2 separate regions of the Homo sapiens genome follow, and region 1 is linked to region 2. A link is an interaction called in ENCODE POLR2A ChIA-PET data of the cell type or tissue named here. Cell type or tissue: OCI-LY7. All regions are shown on one strand. Each heading gives the region's core, and the rest is flanking DNA. Links, peaks and the distances in the headings are about the cores only. Region 1 overlaps DMXL1 (Dmx like 1). Region 2 overlaps LOC102723444 (a long non-coding RNA gene).

Region 1 (10,942 bases), core at 1,291-9,290, 150 kb before region 2:
GTGAAATAAATCAGTCACAGAAAGGGTTATAGTATGTGATTTCACTTACATGAGGTACCTAGAATAGTGAAATACATAAAGAATAAAAATAAAATAGTGGTTTTCAAGGGCTGGTGGTGGGGGGAGAATGGGGAATGAATTTAGAGTTTCAGCTTTGCAAGATGAAAGGAATTCTGGAGTTGGATGGTGGTGGTGGTTGCACAGCAATGTGAATGTACTTAATGCCCCTGAACTATAAACTTAAAAATGGCCAAAATGGTAAATTTTATGTTTTTGTATTTTACCATTAAAAAATTACTAAAAATTCAATCCTTTAAGAAATAAATATGTTCCACTTGAAATAAAAGAGAACCTGACTTTTTTAAAAATCAAACTATATAAAAATGTGAAATCACAAGTTTTACTTAAACTTCTCTTTACTCTATCCAATTTCTTCTGCACATCCTCTACAGCTAACCACTTTTATTAGCTTCTGGTTTATCCTTCTGTTTGCAAAAATAAGCAAAAGCATCTATCTAAATTTATTCCCCCTGCTTTCTTGCAGAGAGGGTGGCATACTACATACAGTGTTCTGCTACCTGCTTTTTATTTATTACTACATACCGAAACTGACTCCATATTAACACTTAGAGATCCTTCTTCATTCTTCCTTATGGTTACCCTAATATTCCATAGGTCAAAAATAGTTATTCAACAAGTACTCTCCTCATGGACAATTTTGGTTATTTCTACACTTCTGCTATTGTAGATAAAGCTGACATGACTACCTCTATGCATATATTATTTTGTTTTCATAGAGGGGTATGTTCAGGTTGATTCCTGATAGTGGAATTTGTTGAGTCAAAGGGTAGTATACTCTTCTAAATCCCTATAGAAATAGTTAACAGATCCATCGTTGCTTTATTTTTAGTTGGTCCTTGATGCGGTTGGCGATGGTGCAATTGGTGCTCAACAATTTGAAGACTTTTTATCCCTTCGCAGGTCATGATCTTGCAGGTAATAAATAGCTCAACATGAGCTAATGGTGCCATTGCTTTTGACTTACTACTCTGTTGTTTTTTTTTTTTTTTTTTTGGTCTGGACTGGGGGGAAAATTTAGTGATTTCCTGTTACAGAAGTTAGATTTCTTTTAACTAAACCAACCATCTGTAAATGTATCCGTCATACTGTTAGGTGCTTGAGGATGGCAACATCCAAGAAATCAAGGGCACTGAATGTGATGTGATTGACTGTCTTGAGACTCTATTTATACTCTAGCCAAGTGTTGAGGGATTTTACAATGGAGAGAAAACTAAGCAAATGCAAAAGCTAGCAATTATTAACTTCAAAGGAGGAAAAGATTGTACAGGAAAGAAAGGGGCATGATAACATACTAAGTGATTCTGCTATGAACTATAGTTCCCTATATATGATAAGGTAAACACAAAAATACCAATTTAACCAAAGATTTTTATAAGACACTATCATAATGATGGACAGAGGAGTTTATTCTCATTATGCCGTAGTAGTAAATCAGTAGGTCATTTCTAAAATTGAAAAATTAAGTATTAAGCATGTTATTTAGATATAGGGAGGTAAGTAGTAGGAATAACTAAAAGTTGAAACTGAGATCAGTACTCAAGAGTATGGATGGGCAGAACTGCTAAGTGCTGAGTTCCATGGCAAGTATTATTTAATTTTAACTTTATGTATTGTTTTCATTTTCTACAGATCTTAAAGAGTTATATGCCATACAGAAATTAGTCTGATACAAATTAAAGCAGGGGTGTCCAATCTTTTGGCTTCCCTGGGCCACACAGGAAGAAGAATAATTGCCTTGGGCCACACATAAAATACATTGATACTAACAATAGATGATGAGCTAAAAAGAAAAATCACAAAAAATTTCATAATGTTTTAAGAAAGTTTATGAATTTGTGTTGGGCTTTATTCAAAGCTGTCTGGGCCGCATGCAGCCTGTGGGCCATGGGTTGGACAAGTTTGATTTAAAGCGATTAATTTTCCCCACATACATATTTTCATAATCTTCAGATACATTTTTCTGGTAATATTAAGGTCAAAAGCAGTAATGTTGAAATACTTACACAGATTTATGGCATACCTTTTGTAATCCACTGGGTTTCTTTGCCCACCTCACCTTGCACATCTTCCCTGCCAAAGTGTATGTTAATATTTCATCTCAGTCTTTTTTTTTTTCCTGCATCTGCTCTCCCCTCTCTCATTTCAGTCTTTCTTAAAATTGAATATGGCATTTTACTGCATAAGATTAATATGAGTCAATGTTCCCATTTTAGAGCTTCCAGTTAGTTCACCTCTTTGTCATGCGGTTCTAAAAACTCTTCAATGTTGGGAACAAGTTCTTCTCCGACGACTTGAAATCCATGGTGGGCCACCTCAAAATTATATCGCAAGTCATACCGCCGAAGAGAGTTTGTCTGCAGGTCCTGCAATTCTTCGCCACAAAGCTTTACTGGAACCTACAAACACTCCTTTCAAGTAGGTTTTCTTATGAATGCTATTTGGGTTTTTTTGTTTGTTTGTTTTTTGAGATGGTGTCTCGCTCTGTCATCCGGGCTGGAGTGCAGTGGCACAATCTCAGCTCACTGCAGCCTCTGCCTCCTGGGTTCAAGTGATTCTCCTGCCTCAGTCTCCTGAGTAGCTGGGATTACAGGCGCCTGCCACCACGCCTGGTTAATTTTTGTATTTTTAGTAGAGATGGGGTTTCACCATGTTGGCCAGGCTGGTCTCAAACTCCTGACCTCAGGTGATCCACCTGCCTCGGCCTCCCAAAGTGCTGGGATTACAGGCGTGAGCCACCGCACCTGCCCTGAATACTGTTTTTAAGATAGGAGTTTTACTTTTTGTGCTGTACATTCTTGTCATAACTACTCAACCCTGCCATTGTAGAATAAAAGCAACCATAGACAACATGTACACAAATATATTCAGTTTTTGTCCAATAAACTTTATTTCTTAAAATGGTAGGTAGGCTAGATTTGGACTGTGAGCTATAGTTTATTGATGCCTGCTCTAGAACGATGCTTTTCAAAATAGCTGGTCACAAAAGTGTTAAGAGGAAAGTTTATAGCACTAAACAACAAGCAGTCAACAGATTCAGCACAATTCCTGTCAAATTACCAACATCATTCTTAACAGAATTAGAAAAAAATTATTCTAAAATCAGATGGAACCAGTAGAGAGCTGGAATAGCCAAAGCAATCCTCAGCAAAAAGAACAAGGCATCACATTACCTGACTTCAAACTGTACTACAAAGCAACAGTAACCAAAACAGCATGGTACTGGTACAAAAATAGACAAATAGACCAGTGGAACAAAATAGAGATCCCAGAAATAAACTCACATCGTGAGGATTTGTTCTACAAATTATTTCATCACTCAGGTAGTACTAAGCCTGGTACCCAGTAGTTATTTTTCCTTTTTTGGAGACAAAGTCTTGCTCTATTAATCAGGCTGGAGTAGAGTGGCACAATCACAGCTCACTGCAGCCTCCACCTCCTAGGCACAAACAGTCCTCCTGTCTCACCCTCCTGAATAGCTGGGATCACAGGCACACACCACCATGCCCAGCTAATTTTTTGTATTTTTTGTAGAGACAGGGTTTCACCTTGTTACTCAGGCTGGTCTCAAACTCCTGTGCTCAAGCAGTCCGCCTGTCACAGCCCCCCAAAGTGCTGGGATTTTAGCTGTGAGCCACCATGCCTGGCCCCCAGTAGTTATTTTTGTGATCCTCTTTCTCCTCCCCACTTCCCCCTCAAGTAGACCCCACTGTCTGTTGTTCCCTTCTTTGTGTTCATGAGTTCTCAACATTTAGTTCCCACTTATAAGTGAGAACATACAGTGTTTGGTTTTCTGTTCTTGTGCTAGTTTGCTAAGGATAGTAACCTCCAGCTCCATCCATGTTCCCACAAAAGATGTGATCTCATTCTTTTTTATGGCTACATAGTATTTCTTGTATCTGTACCAGATTTTCTTTATCCAGTCTGTCACTGATGAGCGTTTAGGTTCCATTTCTTTGCTATTGTGAATAATGCTGCAGCGAACACTTGTGTGCATGTGTTTTTTATGGTAGAATGATTTATATTACCCTAGGTATATACCCAGTAATGGGTTTGCTAGGTCAAATGATAGTTCTGTTTTTAGCTCTTTGAGGAATCGCCATACTGCTTTCCACAATGATTGAAGTAATTTACACTCCCACTGACAGTGCGTAAGTGTTCCCTTTTCTCTGCAACCTTCCCAGCATCTGTTATTTTTTATAAATAATCTGTTATTTTTAAATGATAACCATTCTGACTGGTGTGAGATGGTATCTCATTGTGCTTTTGATTTGCTTTTCTCAAATGATCAGTTATATTAAGCTTTTTTCTTAGGCTTATTGGCACGTACGTCTTCTTGTGCAAAGTGTCTGTTCATGTCCTTTGCCCACTTTTTAATGGTGGTGTTTGTTTTTCTTTTTTAAATTGGTTGAAGTTCGTTATAGATGCTGGATATTAGACCTTTATCAGGTACATAGAAAGTATTTTCTCCCATTTCTGTAGGTTGTCTGTTTACTCTGTTGATAGTTTCTTTTGTTTTGCAGAAGCTCTTAAGTTTAATTAGATCCTATTTGTCAATTTTTGCTTTTGTTGAAATTCCTTTTGGGGTCCTTGTCATAAAATCTTTGCCTGTTCCTGTGTCCGGGGTGGTATTGCCTAGGTTGTTTGCTAAAATTTTTGTAGCTTTTGGTTTTACATGTAAGTCTTTAATCCATCTTGAGTTGATTTTTGTGTATGTTGCAAGGAAGGCATTCAGTTTCAATCTTCTGCATTTGGCTAGCCGGTTATCCCAGCACCATTTATAGAATAGGGAGTCTTTTCTTGATTGCTTGTTTTTGTCAGCTTTGTCAAAGATCAGATGGCCAGAGGCGTGTCACCTTACTTCCCAGTTCTCTATTCTGTTCCAGTGGTCAATGTGCCTGTTTTTGTACCAATACTGTTCTGTTTTGGTTACTGTGTTTTTGTAGCATACATCGAAATCAGGTAATGTGATTCCAGTTTTGTTCTTTTTGCTTAGGATCGCCTTGCTATTCAGGCTCTTTTTACGTTCCATATTAATTTTAAAATAGGTTTCTCTAGTTCTGTGAAGAATGTTGGTGGTGGTTTGTTAGGAATAGCATTGAATCTGTAAATTGCTTTGGGCAATATGGCCAGTTTAATGATATTGATTCTTCTTCTCCATGAACATGGGATGTTTTTTCCATTTGTTTGTGTCTTATCTGATTTCTTTGCACAGTGTTTTGTAATTATTGTAGAGATCTTTCACCTCCTGGTTAGCTGTATTCCTAGGTATTTTATTCTTTTTGTGGCAGTTGTGAATGGGGCTGCCTTCCTGATTTGGCTCTCAGCTTAGCTGTTGTTGGTGTATAGGAATGCTAGTGATTTCTTGTACACTGATTTTTGTATCCTGAAACTTTGCTAAGTTGTTTATCAGATCTAGGAGCTTTTGGGCTGAGACATGGGGTTTTCTAGATATAGAATCATGTTATCTACAAACAGGCATAGTTTTACTTCCTCTCTTCCTATGTGGATGCCTTTTATTTCTTCCTCTTTCCTGCTTGCTCTGGCCAGGACTTTCAATACTAGGTTGAATAGGAGTGGTGAGACAAAGCATCCTTGTCTTGTGTTGGTTTTCAAGGAGAAAGCTTCCTGCTTTTGCCCATTCAGTATGATGTTGGCTGTGGGTTTGTCATAGATGGCTCTTACTATTTTGAAGTATGTTCTTTCAATACCTAGCTTATTGAGAGTTTTTACATGGATTGATGTTGAATTTTATCAAAAGCCTTTTCTTCATCTATTGATATAATTATGTGGTTTTTGTCTTTAGTTCTGTTTATGTGATTCATCACATTTGTTGATTTGCATATGTTGAACCAAACTTGCATCCTGGGAATGAAGCCTACTTGATCATGGTGAATTAGCTTTTTGATGTGCTGCTGGGTTTGGTTTGCAAGTATTTTGTTGAGGATTTTTGTGTTGACATTCATCAAGGATATTGGCTTGAAGTTTTGTTTTTTTTGTTGTTACTTCTGCCAGGTTTTGGTATCAGGATAATGTTGACTTCATAGAATTAGGTGTGAAGGAGTTCCACCTCCTCAGTTTTTTGGTATAGTTTTAGTATGAATGGTACCAGCTTTTCTTTGTACATTTCGTAGAATTTGGCTGCGAATCCATCTGGTTCTATGCCTTTTTTGGTTGGTATGCTATTCATTACTGATTGAATTTCAGAGCTCATTATTAGTTTGGTCAGGGAATCATTTCTTCCAGGTTCAGTCTTGGGAGGGTGTATGTGTCCAGGAATTTATCCATCTCTTGTAGGTTTTGTAGTCTGTGTGCATAGAGGTGTCCATAGTAGTTTCTGATGGTTATTTTTATTTCTGTGGGGTCAGTGGTAACATCTCCTTGGTCATTTCTAATTGTGTTTATTTGTATCTTCTCTCTTTTCTTTTTTATTAGTCTAGCTGGCAGTCTGTCTGTCTTACTAATTTTTTCAAAAGACCAACTCCTGGATTCGTTGATCTTTTGAATGGTTTTGTGTGTCTCAATTTCTTTCATTTCAGCTTTGATATTTGTTATTTTTTATCTTCTGCTAGCTTTGGGGTTTATTTGTTCTTGCTTCTCTGATATTTTCCATTATGATGTTAGGTTGTTAATTTGAGATCTTTCTAACTTTTGATGTGGACATTTAGTGCTGTGAATTTCCCTCTTAATGCTGCCTTAGCTATGTCCCAGAGATTTTGCTAAAGCATACCTACTTTTGTTAGATCCTATGGCCCTAGGTTAGGGATCAACAAACTATGGCCATCCCCACAGGTGAAATCCAGACCTCTCCATGCTTCTTTAAATAAAGTTTTATTGGATTATAGCCATAAATCCTCTCAATTGCATATTGCCAGTAGTTGCTTTCCCACTGCAAGTTGACAGTCCCTAATTCAAATCTGAAATGCTCCAAAATTCAAAATTTTTTGAGTACCAACATGATGCTATAAGTAGAAAATGCCACATATAACTATTTAACACAAACTTTGTTTCATGCACACAATTATTAAAAATATAATTTCTCACCTTCACTGCCTGTAATGCCAGCACTTTGGAAGGCCGAAGTGGGTGGATCACCTGAGGTCAGGAGTTCAAGACCAGCCTGCCAACATGGTGAAACCCTGTCTCTACTAAAAATACAAAAATTAGCTGGGCATGGTGGCAGGTGCCTGTAATCCCAGCTACTCGGGAGGCTGAGGCAGGAGAATCGCTTGAACCCAGGAGGTGGAGGTTGCAGTGAGCCAAGATCGCCCTGTTGCACTCCAGTCTGGGCCAAAGATTGAGATTCCATCTCAAAAATATACATACATATATATATATATATATTTTTATATATATATATATATATATTTATATATTTTTATATATATATAATTTCTTACCTTCAGGTTATGCATATAAGATGTATATGAAACATAAATGAATTTTTAATTTAGACATATATATTCAAATATTTCAAAATCTGAAAACATATGAAATTCAAAATACTTCTGGTCCCAAGTACTTTAGTTAAGGGATACTTTACCTGTACATTATCAGACTTGAGTAGTTGTGACAGAGACCATATGGTCCACAAAGCCTGAATTATGTACTAATCCTTTAAGGAAATCCTTTAAGGAAAAGGTTGGCCATATGATCTGCCTCCAGTCATACAGTCTGATTGCAGTTAATTTATTATAATTTATATGGCACCAAGGAATTGTTATCAAGTTAGTCAGAAATTTCTGAAGTTTATCATTAAATTTGCTGTCTCTCTCTGTAGATCCAAACACCATCTGGCACTGTCTGTGAAGAGGCTTTGGCAGTATTTGGTGAAGCAGGAAGAAATTCAGGAAACCTTTATCAAAAATATATTCACAAAGAAACGGTGTCTAAATGAGGTCTGTATAAGTTAAAACCTGTTTACTATTTTATTATTGAAGTCTTTTATATTATCATGTAACCATTAAAATGAGTTGTATTTTACAGATTTTTTGAAAACACGTATCATAAACATAGGCAATTAATGCTTAGAACAGTGTAATTTATAAAAGGGGCAGTATTTTCATAAATCAATTTAATTAATTCAAATGTATTTGGGACTTTTTTCTCGATAAAAATGTTTAATATTCCGCATCTTGTTTTGAATTGTCATGATCATCAATTTAAGAGACAAGATAGAAATTTTCTATGATTTTCATGTGACAGTTAAAAGAAGTCTATCTTAGAAGTTTAATTGTAACTTAGAAGTTTAATTGTATACTGAAAATTTTTTATTTATTTATTTATTTATTTTTTCTTTGGAGATGGAGTCTTGTTCTGTCACCCAGGCTGGAGTGCAGTGGTGCGATCTCAGCTTACTGCAAGCTCCGCACCTCCCAGGTTCACACCATTCTCCTGCCTCAGCCTCCCGAGTAGCTGGGACTACAGGTGCCCGCCACCACGCCCAACTAATTTTTTGTATTTTTAGTAGAGACGGGGTTTCACTGTGTTAGCCAGGATGGTCTCGATCTCCTGACCTGGTGATCCACCCGCCTCAGCCTCCCAAAGTGCTAGGATTACAGGTGTGAACCACCACGCCCGGCCTGAAAAATTTTTATTGTATTTATTTATCTTTTTTGAGATGGAGTCTCACTCTGTCACACAGGTTGGAGTACAGTGGCACCATTTCAGCTCACTGCAACCTCTGCCTCCCAGGCTCAAGCGATCCTCCCACCTCAGCCTCCCTAGCAGCTGGGACTGCAGATGAACGCCACCATGCCTGGCTAATTTTTTGTATTTTTGGTAGAGACTGGGTTTCACCATATTGCCCAGGGTGGTCTTGAATTCCTGAGCCCAGGCGATCTACCTGCCTTGGCCTCCCAAAGTGCTGAGATTACAGGCTTGAGCCACTGCACCCAGCCAACTTTTTAAATATGTACATTTTCTTTTCTGTGGATTATGCTTAAATTAATGAAATTTTACAAACCCAAATTAACCTGTAGTGTAACTGGTTGCTTATACCTTGATATTATCATAATGGGTTTTTTTTTTTTTTTGTCATTTAGTTTAGTGCTAGTAATAAATATCAGTCTGATGATATGGGGAACTTGTTTCTTTCATTGGGTAAGTTTTGTTACTAAAAAGTTCAGGTGAACTGAACAGTAGATGCAGTGATGTAGTCAATTCTTTTTGTCTCCTGGACTGGTAACGAAGAGTTCAGAACTGACATTTGGTATGTGAACCACATTTTGAGTAGCATTGAACTAGTCTGAAAGCAAGCTTTGTACAGTTTTTGAAGTTGGAGGAAACACTGAAGATATTTCAGTTGAAGAAATAAATTGAATGGCTTCACAATAGACAAGTAAGCAAAAAGCAAGATTGACATCTAACCTTTCTACCTTAAAGGAAAATTACATATATATCTCATTGTCTCTCAATTTAAGCACCAATTTTAAGTGGAAACTGTATATGCTGTTATTTACTATTTGCCTCATTTTGTAAATATATTCAAATCGACCAAGTCAGGAAATAGTATGTAGTGTTCTTGCTGACTTAGAAGACTTTTGACCTGAGTACCTTGGTGTAATATTGAAATTTAGACAAACATGAATGTATTTCATTTGTTTATTTGATCTTTTTTTAAAAAAATTGACATATTTGATTAATCTTAGAAAAATCTTATTTTTCTACTGCCGATATATTTGGGTATTTGGGAAATGAAGTAGTTCTGAAAACAATACAAAAAAACTATTGAGCCATTAGATTGTCTAGTTGATTCAGGAATAGACTCATTAAAGAAATAGAGTAGTATAGTCAAGCCAGAGTACGTAAACATAGCAAATAATAAGTATAACTACACATTTTAAAATTTCTGTTATTCTTTGGAGTTTCATGATATCTCAAGAAAATTTTAAAATTATTTTTATTGTAATTATTTTAATCAGGAGCATGAATATGAATGTTGGACTAACAGTTTTGTGACTATCAGTAAGCTGAATATTTTCTCTGAATTTTGTTTTTTTAATGCACAATGACTATAATAGCCCTTACTTTGCAATGTTTTGATAAATAGATTTAACTTATTTAAACCTTGACACAATTAATGGTAGTTATTAAAAGTTTGTTGTTATTGCTTTGTTGTTTTATTCTTGATAGTGATACTCTTAAAATAGTGTCTTTTTGATAGAGAATATGAAAAGAAAAATGTTACATAGTAAAGCATAGATTTGAATGGAATTAAATAGAATATAGAGTTTGTGTGAAATTAATCTTTACCGGAAAGGTTACTAGCCTATTTTTAGTATTAACAAAATCACCTTCCATCTCTTATTTTTCTAAAATGATGATTATGCTTAAATATTTTAGTCAAAGTCACTGTGATTTTCCAGATGGTTAGGAGATACATATATGACAGGCCCTGTATTTTGGATGGCAGGTGATGGGAGAGTATTCTGAGAACTGCTCTTTCTTTATTTCTTTATGTGTTTGAAAATGAAATTTTACAGTTTCTTCATCTGACCCTAAAATCCTGGTTTTCTCAGATCTTTTCTTTTCCTGTTTGGTAAAGTTTACTGGTACCTGTGTTTTAAAATAGAATGTCCTCCCTTTGTATTTAAATAGAAAGTACAGACAACTGCAATTAGATTAAGTCATTCTTAATAAAAAATTGGGACTTGACAACTCCCATCATTGTTCCCAATTCCTTTTTCTGTTTTTTTTTGTTTTGTTTTGTTTGAGTTTCTGAGAAGAACTAAAAGTCTTGGAACAACTCTTTCTTTAACAAGTACTACTATTCCCTTTTAAGAAGTGTATGTGCTTCCCAGCAATTTATTGACTATTTCTGGCTTCATCAGTGGAAGAGAATTAGATACATGTAGAAATTGAA
Region 2 (10,942 bases), core at 1,217-9,216:
GTATTTATGGATGTGAGCCTTTTATAGTTTCATTTATATACTTGATTTCAGCTTTTGCCTTAGATGAGAAGACTGGCTAACTCTGGGATAAGAGTGCCACCAAAATTTTCACCCACAGATTGGAAGCACATCAAAAGAAATCATATCTTCACGGAAGTCATTTTTTTTTGGTTCCTGGCCTTTAGGGGCTGAATCTGTTTAGAGAAGTAGAGATGGAAATCTCAATCAAAACAGTTCTGAGTATTTTACATCATTTAAAAAAATTTGCATCACTGAAGAGAAGGAACCCTAATCATTTGAAACTCTCACTTCTGCTTTGCAAGTTGTCTGCTGGCTATATTCAGTCCTCTTTGTCTTCTTGGTCTTAGGCAGGCATGGGGTTAGTGGCCAGGGCAGAACTGGGAATGGGACAAGTTTGTGTTCATTCTTCTCCCTACCCTTGTAACAGCCTTAATTTCTGTATCTCTGTTTCCTATCTGGGGTGCCCTCTAGTCCTCATCTCTGAAGGGAAGGAACAAAGAGATGAGTGAATTCTTTACTCTTAGCTGTTAGTCATCCACCGGCTTTTCCTCCAAGGGATGTTTAGTGTTTTTAAAAGAACCTGATGGTAGAACAGAAAATCAGAGTTTAACCCAAGGTATCACCCTTCTAATGATAGTATTTCCTGTACTGCTAAGAGCATAATCTGGGGCTTGGTAGCCTCTCAGAGATAGCACCTTGTGTTGTCCCCTTTAGGTTAGAGCTGCGGAACCAGCACCAGCCACTGAACATGAAGAAGGTTTTGACTTTATCTTTTTAAATTTGCATTATTCAGACCCATGTCAGAGTCCACGAAAATTCTTGCAAATGTGTTTTTGTAAGAGCTGGGTGTCACCCTGCTTCCCCGTATTTGGTGTTGGCCAATGGGAGAGTTATGGGAATGTCATATTCCTTCCTCAAAGCCACTTAAAGCTGTGCTAAATTTGCAGGGTTTTTTTTTGATAATGCTTTCTCCTCAGGGTACTCTCTCAACTTACTCCCTTCAGGAAAATTTCTTGAATGAATAGTCCACCAGTGCTGTCTCTGCTTTCTCAACACCAGATCATTCTGCAACCTCTTGCAATTTGGCTGCTATCTCTAGTCATGTTACTAAGTTATCTTTCTCAAAGAATCTCCATTGGTCACCCAACCATCATAGCCATTGGTCTTCAGCCTTCACTTCTGACTGGTTATTCTCTACCTGGGGGCATTTTTCTTTCTTTTCTCCCTCTCTTCCTCTTCTTTGGCTGGCGTTACTTTTTTCAGTCTCTGAAGGGAAGCTCACTCCTAGGAGACTTGCTTAATAGAATGTTTATCGCCTGCATGTCTTTAGCAAAGAGGTGTCTGGAATTCCCATCTGGGATTTATTAGTCTAAATATTCAGGTGGTCCAGTGCCGGATGTTAGTTCTTAACTTAAAGGAAACAAAGTTTCCAATCCGAGGATGGTGAGATTGCTGCTGTTCTACAGTGGGCAGCCGCTGCTGGTGTCTTGCTTGCCCTGGAAATGCCATCAACTGAAATGGAATTTTGTTCAATCCATCTTATTAATAGTTCCTAAAGCAATTGTGGTGGGGTTGATAGGTGGCTAGTAAGGTTGCCTCTGTAAAGATAAGCACAATCCATTAATTAAGTCTGGAGTCCACTGGACTTCTACCGGGGATGTTTGCATTTGCTCGGCACTCTGTTTATAAGGATGTCGAAGGAAGTGCGTCCATTCTGTGCATGTTGTAAAACAGAAGGTTTGCAGCTGTCAGATTTATTTTTTTCTTGGCTCCTTTTCTGACAGAACTTTTGTAAACTTGATAGTTTTATAGATTGTCGAAAATTACTAACCTCGGTTCTGCAGATGCCATGCAGATTTTCTTGTCTTGTTTTCTTTCTTTGAAGATAGCAGATATTTATGTACATAGTTTCTTGTAAGGTACTTTTTGGGGAAGAGGAGATTAAGATTATTCTTATATGCTATCATAATTCAGTATTATGAAATTATTAAATGATTATTTTATTAGTTATATAGTGCTTTGAAAGTGTCCAGCATGCATTGTATGCTCTAGAAAGGAGAACAAACAAATGCAAGGTATAATCTTGTGTTTTAAATAGCTTATGGAGCTGCCTCAAAGACAACTAACATCAAGATTATCAACTTTAAGTATAGCACAAGTTCACTGTAGAAGTATAGGTCCACTGTGGGCTTCAGTAGGCTTTTAAGAGGAGTTGGGACCTGAGTATGGCTTTGGGTAGGGTAAAAAGCGGATATAACAGCTGAAAAAATAGACCAGCAGCAGCTGCCCCCGCTGTGTGACCACACAGGGTGTCATGATTCATCATAAGGTTTGTCTCAAGTAATTTCCAGTTAATGAAAACAAGTGTCAAAAATTTCTGAATGATTCCTTTTCAAACCACTCATATCTATGTGTGTGTGGGCGCACATTCATGATTTTGCCTCAAGTAGCATCATTCACACTCACTTGCATTGCCATTGCTTTCTTTGAGAGTGAGAAGTTGGTACTTCAGCTGGTGTATTAGTCTGTTTTGCATTGCCAAAAAGAAGAACCTGAGTAATTTATAAAGAAAAGAGGTTTATTTGGCTCCTGATTCTGCAGGCTATGCAAGCATGGCACCAGCATCTGCTCAGTTTCTGTTGAGGCTTCAGGAAGTTTTTCCTCATGGCAGAGGTGAAGAAGGAGCAGATGTGTCACACAGAGAGGGAGCAAGAGAGAGGGGAGGAGGTACCAGGCTCTTTTAAAGAACCAGCTCTCGCATGAACTCATAGAGCAAGGACTCACTCGTTACCATGGGGAGGGCACCAAGCCATTCATTAAGGATCCACCTCCATGACCCAAACACCTCCTATCAGGCCCCACCTCCATCACATTTCAACATGAGGCTTGGAAGGGACAAACATCCACACTGTAATAGCTGGCATCCTGGGAATGGGGCCTCACCCACAGCCTGTCCTATTGGTGTTGCCTTCATGGGTGCAAGGACTGAGGCAGCCAATTCTTGTGTGGCAGGTATGAATTAACATATTTCTAGCCTCAGTGAGCATTTGAATTTTCAACCCACTGTCTTGTTTAAGGGAAACTAGCTTAAAATCTGTTAGGCAACGCTAACTAGAGATGATGGCTTTACTGACTGCTGCAGGAATGGAGAGAAAAAAAGGCCAATCCAGGAAACATTTTGATGTGAGATTAGAAATAAGGGGAGACAGAGCAGCATAAGTCAAAGATAATTGTAAGGTTTGTAGCCCCCAGTGCCTAAGTGAGAAAAATTTATAAAGAAATATAATATTAAGTACGGTTAATATTAAGGCTCCATCTGTGCCTTCAGGGATACCCCTAGATAGGGCGAGCCTAAGGAACCATTCAAGCAGACAGGTCCTAATGGCAGCTGGAAACATGTAGGCTAGAGCAGAGCCTTCCAAATGTTCTTGGCTCATGCACCCTTAGTGGTCTCAGTAATTTTTTTCATGCCATTTCTAGGACAAAAGAAATACTTAGCAGTTTCATTTGTTAAGTACTTAGTTCCAAACAACTTAGTATTTCTGTATTGATAACTTTGTAGTTGTACAAAATAATACATATATATTGAAATATTTAAAAATAATGTTTTTACGTTACTCTTCATTTCTTAATGGAATGTATGTACCTGTTGGGCATTGCATATATTGGTCAGGGTCTAATGAGAATATAAAGTACACAGTAATTTAAAGGAAAGTTTAAAATAAACAAGTATTAGCTAGGAAAACAATATGACAGTTCCTTTAAAAATGAAAAATAGAATTACCATATGATTTAGCAATTTTACTTCTGGGTATATACTCAAAAGAATTGAAAAGGCATCTCAAAGAGATATTTGTAAACCAAAACCCAAAAGGTGGTAGCAATCCAGGTATCCATCTACAGAAGGATGTATAAACAAAATGTGATATACACATACAATGGAATATCACCCAGCCTTAAAAAGGAAGAAAGGAAGGAAAGTCTGACCTGCTACCATGTGGATGAATCTTGAGGATGTTAAGTGAGATAAGCCATCACAAAAAGACAAATACTCTTTAATTCCACTGAATGTAAGTTACCTGGAGTAGTCAAATTTATAGAGACAAAAAGTAGAATGGTGGTTGCCAGGGGCTGACAGGAGCAGAGAATGGCGAATTAGTCTTCAGTGGGTACAGAGTTTCAGTTTTGCAAGATGAAAAAAGTTCTAGAGATGGATAGTGGTGATGATTGTACAACAATGTGAATGTACTTAATTCTCCTGAACTGTATATTTAAAATTATTAAGATGGTAAATTTTATACTATATGTATTTTGCCACAATTTTTAAAAAATACAAAAGAAAACTGTTAAGAAAAAGAGAAGTAGTTCACTATAATGGGGACTAGCTAACAGGAAGTAAAGAGAACTTTAAATAACAGAGGAATAGCAGATATAAGGAGCAGCCCCTACCCGTGGGCCGTGGGTCTGATAGAGCACCCAAACACATGCTTCTCTCTGCTCCAGACCTTGCTGGAGAGGTCATGGCCTGCTGTGGCTCCTGGGCTGGCAGAGAAGTCACTGGGGTGCTATGCTGGCAGAACTTGCTAGAAATCTACCCTCTAAGATGCTAAGGAAAGCTATTCATGTGGAGGTCTTTCACTGGATGCATTCTGCTGCAAAATCAACCGAGAGGGATGCCAGTGGAAGCTGCTGGAGGCTGGGAGGTGCTGACCATCATGTTCAGCAGGAGCCAGTTGCTGAAGAAGGTGTGGATACTCTAGGAGCCATGCGTGTTTGCAGCAGCCTGCAGAAAGAGTGTACCGGAACCAGGAAGGAAAACTGCTTCTTTCTGTAATGTCTCTACAGTACTCTCCACTGATGAAGCTTAGAATGGTACCAGCTAACAAAAGAAAAAATATGTAAAGGTCCCTTCTGTGTCTTCACATAGTGAGTAATGAAGGGTGAATTTCGAGCTGTGAGGCAGTAAACTTATTGCAGTTCCTCAAACTTAGAAATTGGGTTGAATCCCAATACCCTAATTTCCTGTTCCACATCACATTTCAACTAATACTTGCCTTTTATCACAGCAACCACCAACAACCTAGCTTTGCAAAGAAATGACATCATCAAAAGGAAAATAACACAATATGTTAAACTGTGAATTCGCTTGAAATAGTCATTCATGCAAGCATCTGAGAAATGTTGTGTATTGCTTTGTTTCCCTCAAAGACAAAATATCCTGCACACCTCTGTGAATTTGCTGTAGTGCCCTGAGGTACACTGGCACATAATTTGGGGACCTCAGAACTAAAATCATGTCTTTTTCAGCAACTCTTGACCGCATCACTGTAACATATGAGATTGTAAGATGCCAATTTGGTTAAGACTACGAGTAATGTGTAAAGTGAAAATTGTATGGGGTCAGTATTATTTTAAAAATCCTCTTAGGAAGTTACCAGGTTGGAGGCTGATATACCATCTCCTATTAAGTATAAGACTTACTGCCACTGTTTCCTTAGCATTGAAACAGGTTGCTATTTCTTTAAGACCAGATACTAGAGTTAGCTTGTCTTTGAGGCATTTTGCTAAGAAACAATACCTTGCCTTAAACACAACATTCATTATCAGTGTGTGAGATGCTCACAGTGTAAAAGTCCATGCAGAGACTAGAGGGAGAAGAGGGAACAGCAAATTCCCAGCTCCTTCTCATGCTTACTCTGCAGCATAAAATCATTAGGGGGAATGGTAGCCAATGTACCCATTTAGATCATTTCTTTCTATCTGATATGGGCTGATTATATATCACTGAAATTGAGAAAATTAAATGGCATATGATGGGGCTTTGCTAAGTTCAGTAGTAAAATGTCTGTTGAAACAGACTTCAGATTGAAAAGGTTGGTGAATTTTAGATCTCCTGTTTGTACTAGGAAATTTATGGACTTAATATCATCTTTTTTAGGTAGGCTAGCACATTGTTCAGGTGAGCAGTTTCTCAGAAAATGCATTCATTTTCATGATGCCTACAACTTTGTGAATCATAACTAGTATATATTTCTGCAGCTCTTCTTTAAGGAGAGGCTGAGTAACTTAAATTTTGTAACCTGACCTATTCAAGAGGAAAAACTTCTGATGCATGCCTTTCACTGCTACCTGCAAAAATAACCTCCCATTTTTCCTGAAGCCCTGTTTGGGTAAGTTCTGCTTCAGTTCACATTTTCACCACCTGCTGAGTTTTTCTGTTGAGTGTCAGCCTTGGCTACTCGCAACTGCAAGCCTATGTCAGCCTTTTCTGTCTCCTAAGCAGTCATCAGTTGGCACAATTGTTAATAGATTCTACCCATGTCAGAAACTCAATGCCAAAATCAAATTATGGCAACTAGAAGTGGGTTAGACTTTCAAATAGATCTCAGACCAGGAGTCTGTGGTCCAGATTCCACAAATGGAGTACTACATTTGTCTTCTTTGTGCATTTCACATTTCAAATTTTGTTCAGAAACTTGAATAAAGCTCTTAACTGCTCAAATACAGTCAAGTAGGGCCCCTTACTCAACCTGTCTTGGCATTGTTTTCTGCCCCCTTGGAGTGAGCACACTGAGGAGAAAGATTATCACTGGGTGTCTTGAGCAGAGCTGCTTGCTTCTGAATGCTCACGATAATCAATAGCAGATGTGTGGTAAGCACTGGAAAGTTGCATAACTGTCTCACACTGAATTCAGCTACATCAGCCAGGCAATGTGAGGGGTCTCCACTAGGTTGTTGAAAATAAAATTTAGTTTAAAACCTATGTTTATCTCATCACAAAATTATTTCCTTGCCATAAGGAGTAAAGGCAGTGGTTAGAGTGGAAATAATTTGACAATTACTGCCCTTAGACTTGAATTTTAGTTTAGTATACACAGGAACTTTCTAACGGTTAGGATGGAAATGGAGTTGTTTTTTCAAGGAGGCTGTCTCTGGTAATAAAGTTTGTCAAGGCAATTCTGGATGAATGTCTGTTGCCGGTGATGTGATAGGAGATTGCTTCACCAGCCAGGTAGAGGATTAAACAATCTCTGGCTGGGCACGGAGTCTCACGCTTGTAATCCCAGCACTTTGGGAGGCTGAGGTGGGTGGATCACCTGAGGTCAGGAGTTCAAGACCAGCCTGGCCAACATGGTGAAACCTTGTCTCTACTAAAAATACAAAATTAGCCAGGCAGGGTGGCACATGCCTGTAATCTCAGCTACTCGGGAGATTGAGGCAGGAGAATTGCTTGAACCTGGGAGGCAGACGTTGCAGTGAGCTGAGATTGCACCACTGCACTCTAGACTAGGCAACCAAAGCAAAACTCCATCTCAAAAAAAAAAAAAAAAAAAAAAAAAAAGAATAGACAACATCTAAGGTTTCTTTCAAGCCTGAGTTCCACACTGTGATTTTTGATACCTTTTTCCTTCTGCTGCTTTTCTGAAGGAAGGCTGAGGATGCCTTGGTCAGATGTGATGTCGTGCTGTCCTGGCCACCTCAGCCCCACCTTTCCTCTTCTTCCTGGTGAATCCCTTCTGTGGCCCCTCTCATGCTGTTTCCATTTTGACCCCATTCACCTGAGCACAGGAAAGAAATTCAGCCCTTTTGTTTTCCTTTTCCATTGCTAGACCACACACATTAAATTGCCACACCTATCTGGAATATTTACAGAGCCAGCATTTAGGGCCTCCATATAGACACTCTTAAACAATCTGGGACAATCTGGCCTTAATCATGATTATATTTGGAAAAGTGAAGAGGGGAACCTCATGATTTTCAGTGTTCCATCATGTTCTTTACTCATTTCATCATTATAACAACCCTGTTAAATAAGTGACTTCATTCTTATTGTACAGATGTGCAAACAAAAGCACAGAGAGGTTAAATGACTTTGCCTATTTTTAGAGGAAAAATGAAGAAATAATGAATAGGAAGAAAACCCATCTTAATGCAAATGAGGCACAGCCAGTGCTTGCTCCGCTGATGCGGGTGTCAGTAATCAGGGCCAGGTCTCCCAAATTGAGTCTGGTGTTCTTTTCCTTGCTCCTGGCAGCCCATATCCGATGAGGCTTACTGAACTTTTAATTAAGGTCCTTACTGAACTTTTGATTTAAAAAAAAGATTCATAGTTTCAGGCAGCTGAATAAATAGAAGCTATTGAATTTATAGCATATTTAAAGCATTGAATATCAGGAATTGAATGGCTTCAGTTTAAAGCTGTGATCAAGTCATTTGAACAGAGAGATTTGACGATGGTTCAATGCTAGAACCATGGCCAGCCATAAACTCTATGGGGACCTCCCAATATTAGCAATCTTTGAGTTACTCCTCTGCAAAATAAGGGACTTGGATTTTATAGGAACAGTTTAATACAGTGAGAAAGTCTGGATATAGGAGACAGGAGGCTTAGATTGCATTCATTGTGGTCTAAAGAACATTATTACTTAGTTTTGTGACCTTGAGCAAATCATGTAACCTCCATTTCTTTAATTACATATCTGTAAAATGAGTATGATGACCCAAGGGGGCTAATTTGGGAGTCTAAATAAAACCTAATACAAGACATTACTGCTAAGTACATCCAGCCCTCCATATCTGTGCGTTCCATATTCATGGATTTGGCATCTGTGGATTCAATCAACAGCAGATCAATAATATTCTGAGGGAAAAAAAATTCCACTAAGTTCCAAAAAGCCAAACTTGAATGTGCCGCTACTATGTTGAATTTACGTGAATGAAGTGCTATGTAGCCATTGTATTAGGAATTATAAGCAATCTAGAGATAATTTAAAGCATATGGGATGATATATGTAAGTTATATGCAAATACTTCACCATTTTATATGAGACTTGAGCATCTTCGGATTTTGGTATCCTCAAGGGTCTTGGAACCAATCTCCCACAGATGCTGAGAAATGACTGTGTTATAAAAGAAGGACCGTGGGTCATAAATTGTTCAGATAATATTTTCTGACCTGATTTGGAGAGTATGCTTGTGTTTTATCATCTGCTAAAAGCTTTTTAACAAGGAAGATTTCTTAGAAGAGAAATACACCTAGAAAGCCTAGGAAACAAGCACATCCCAGATGTATTATTGTCTCTCTGTGTGTGCTCATCTCCGATGTCAGCAATTCTTCCCATTCTCTCAGAATTAGGCACTCACATCCAGAGCATTAGTGAATGTGTAGAATTTATGGGAGAAGTCACTGGGCAGACTGAGGAGAGGGATTACCCATAACTTCAAACTCCCAGGACTGGCCACCAGTGGCTTTCTCCTTCCCTCATCTCCACACTCATCCTCAGCATCTTCCTCTCACATGGTTCTGCCCCAGCCCACATCAGCCTCCCCAGTCTTATCCCAGTGCAGATGGTCCCTGACTTACAATTTTTTAACTCTATGTGTATTTGTGTGTGTGTGTGTGTGTGTGTGTGTAGAGAGAGGGGTCTCACTCTGTGTGTGTGTGTGTGTGTGTGTGTGTGTGTGTGTGTAGAGAGAGAGAGGGGTCTCACTCTGTTGCCCAGGCTGGAATTCAGTGTATGATCATAGCTCACTGTAGCCTTGAACTCCTGGGCAAGAGTGATCCTCCTGCCTCAGTCTCCCAAGTGGCTAGGACTACAGGCATGCACCACCATACTCGGTTAACCTTTTAAAAATTTTTTTGTAGAGTTAGGGTCTCTCTATGTTGTCCAAGCTGGTCTCAAACTTCTGGCCACAAACAATCCTTGCACCTCAGCCTCCCAAAGTGCTGGGATTAAATTCATGAGCCAGTGTGCCCAGCCTTACTCTATTTGTATTGTACTAAAAGTGATACACATTCAGTAGAAACTATACTTTGAACACCCATACAACCATTCTGCTTTTTTTGCTTTCAGTGCAGTGTTAAAAAGTTACCTGAGATAGTCAACATTTTATTATAAAATAGGCTTTGTACTAGATAATTTAGCCTAACTGTAGGCTAATGTAAGTGTTCCGAACACATTTTAGGTGGGCTAGGCTAAGCTATGGTGTTGAGTATGTTAGGTGTATTAAATATATTTTCAGCTTATGATGGTTTTATCCTGATGTAGCCCCATCGCTAAGTTGAGGAGCATCTGTACTCAGCACTTAAGGCTACTTGAGGCACAGAGCTTGATCTTCTGCAAAAGTGTATAAATGACTCCACTGTCATTTTAGCATTCCCTTTTTCAATTCTAGTATATACAATTTTCTTTTTTCTTTTTCTTTTCTTTCTTTTCTTTTTCTTTTTTTCTTTTTTTTTTTGAGATGGTGTCTCACTCTGTTGCCCAGGCTAGAGTGCAGTGGCACGATCTCAGCTTGCTGCAACCTCCACCTCCTGGGTTCAAGCGATTCTTCTGCCTCAGCCTCACAAGTAGCTGGGATTACAGGAGCCTGCCACTGTGCTCAGTTAATTTTTGTATTTTTAGTAGAGATGAGATTTCACTGTCTTGGCCAGGCTGGTCTCGAACTCCTGACCTTGTGATCCACCTGCCTCGGCCTCCCAAAGTGCTGGGATTACAGGGGTGAGCCACTGTGCCCGGCCATAAATACCATTTTCTTAAGGCTAAGAGAGCCAAATAACCTGGGCCAGGGAGAGGCCATGGAGAGATACCCACTTAGGCTTACTTGTGTTATGGAAGGGTAAATGTAAATGTGTCTGAGGATAATAGGAAGAACTCAAAGCCTACAGGCCTAACCAGGTGAGACCAAGACACAGATCTCTCCCGCATATGGGGAAACAGGAGTGACAGCCAACTTTTTATATAGATCACGGAAGCCTTCGAAGGCTTTCAAGGGTGTAGACAAAAATGATACAAGAGAAGTTGAAGAAGGTCTCAAAGTGAAATTGAAGGAAGCAGATTCAGCCTCAGCAGGTTAGAAAAAAAAATGACCATTTTTGGTGACCTGAAGTTTTTGCGAACTAGAGGCTATAGGTCCATAA

What was found. ChIA-PET counts read pairs that join two places held together with the same protein. Peaks named below come from ENCODE experiments on the same cell type or tissue, not always from the same donor. Only the 100,000 strongest peaks of a DNase experiment are listed, where the experiment ranks them.
Region 1: POLR2A ChIA-PET joins it to region 2 with 11 read pairs; 4 of 35 experiments call an interaction of 5 or more read pairs at or near these places.

The regions. Positions count from the first base shown.
Region 1 is chr5:119,195,461-119,206,402 of GRCh38, forward strand. It overlaps DMXL1 (Dmx like 1), which reads left to right. Exons shown (of 44, transcript NM_001290321.3): 31 at 911-996; 32 at 2,295-2,496; 33 at 7,859-7,976. Among named protein-coding and RNA genes, the nearest start is that of MIR5706, 46 kb to the left of the region's middle. In OCI-LY7, for the core only: no CTCF peak of the experiment used is centred there; no DNase peak of the experiment used is centred there.
Region 2 is chr5:119,341,545-119,352,486 of GRCh38, forward strand. LOC102723444 (a long non-coding RNA gene) reads right to left here. Exons shown (of 5, transcript XR_007058912.1): 3 at 8,838-8,921; 4 at 7,423-7,580; 5 at 1-4,900. It also overlaps a transcript of TNFAIP8 not described here. Among named protein-coding and RNA genes, the nearest start is that of TNFAIP8, 9.0 kb to the right of the region's middle. In OCI-LY7, for the core only: no CTCF peak of the experiment used is centred there; a DNase peak (open chromatin) is centred at 2,338; H3K4me3 peaks cover 5,050 bases; H3K27ac peaks cover 5,009 bases.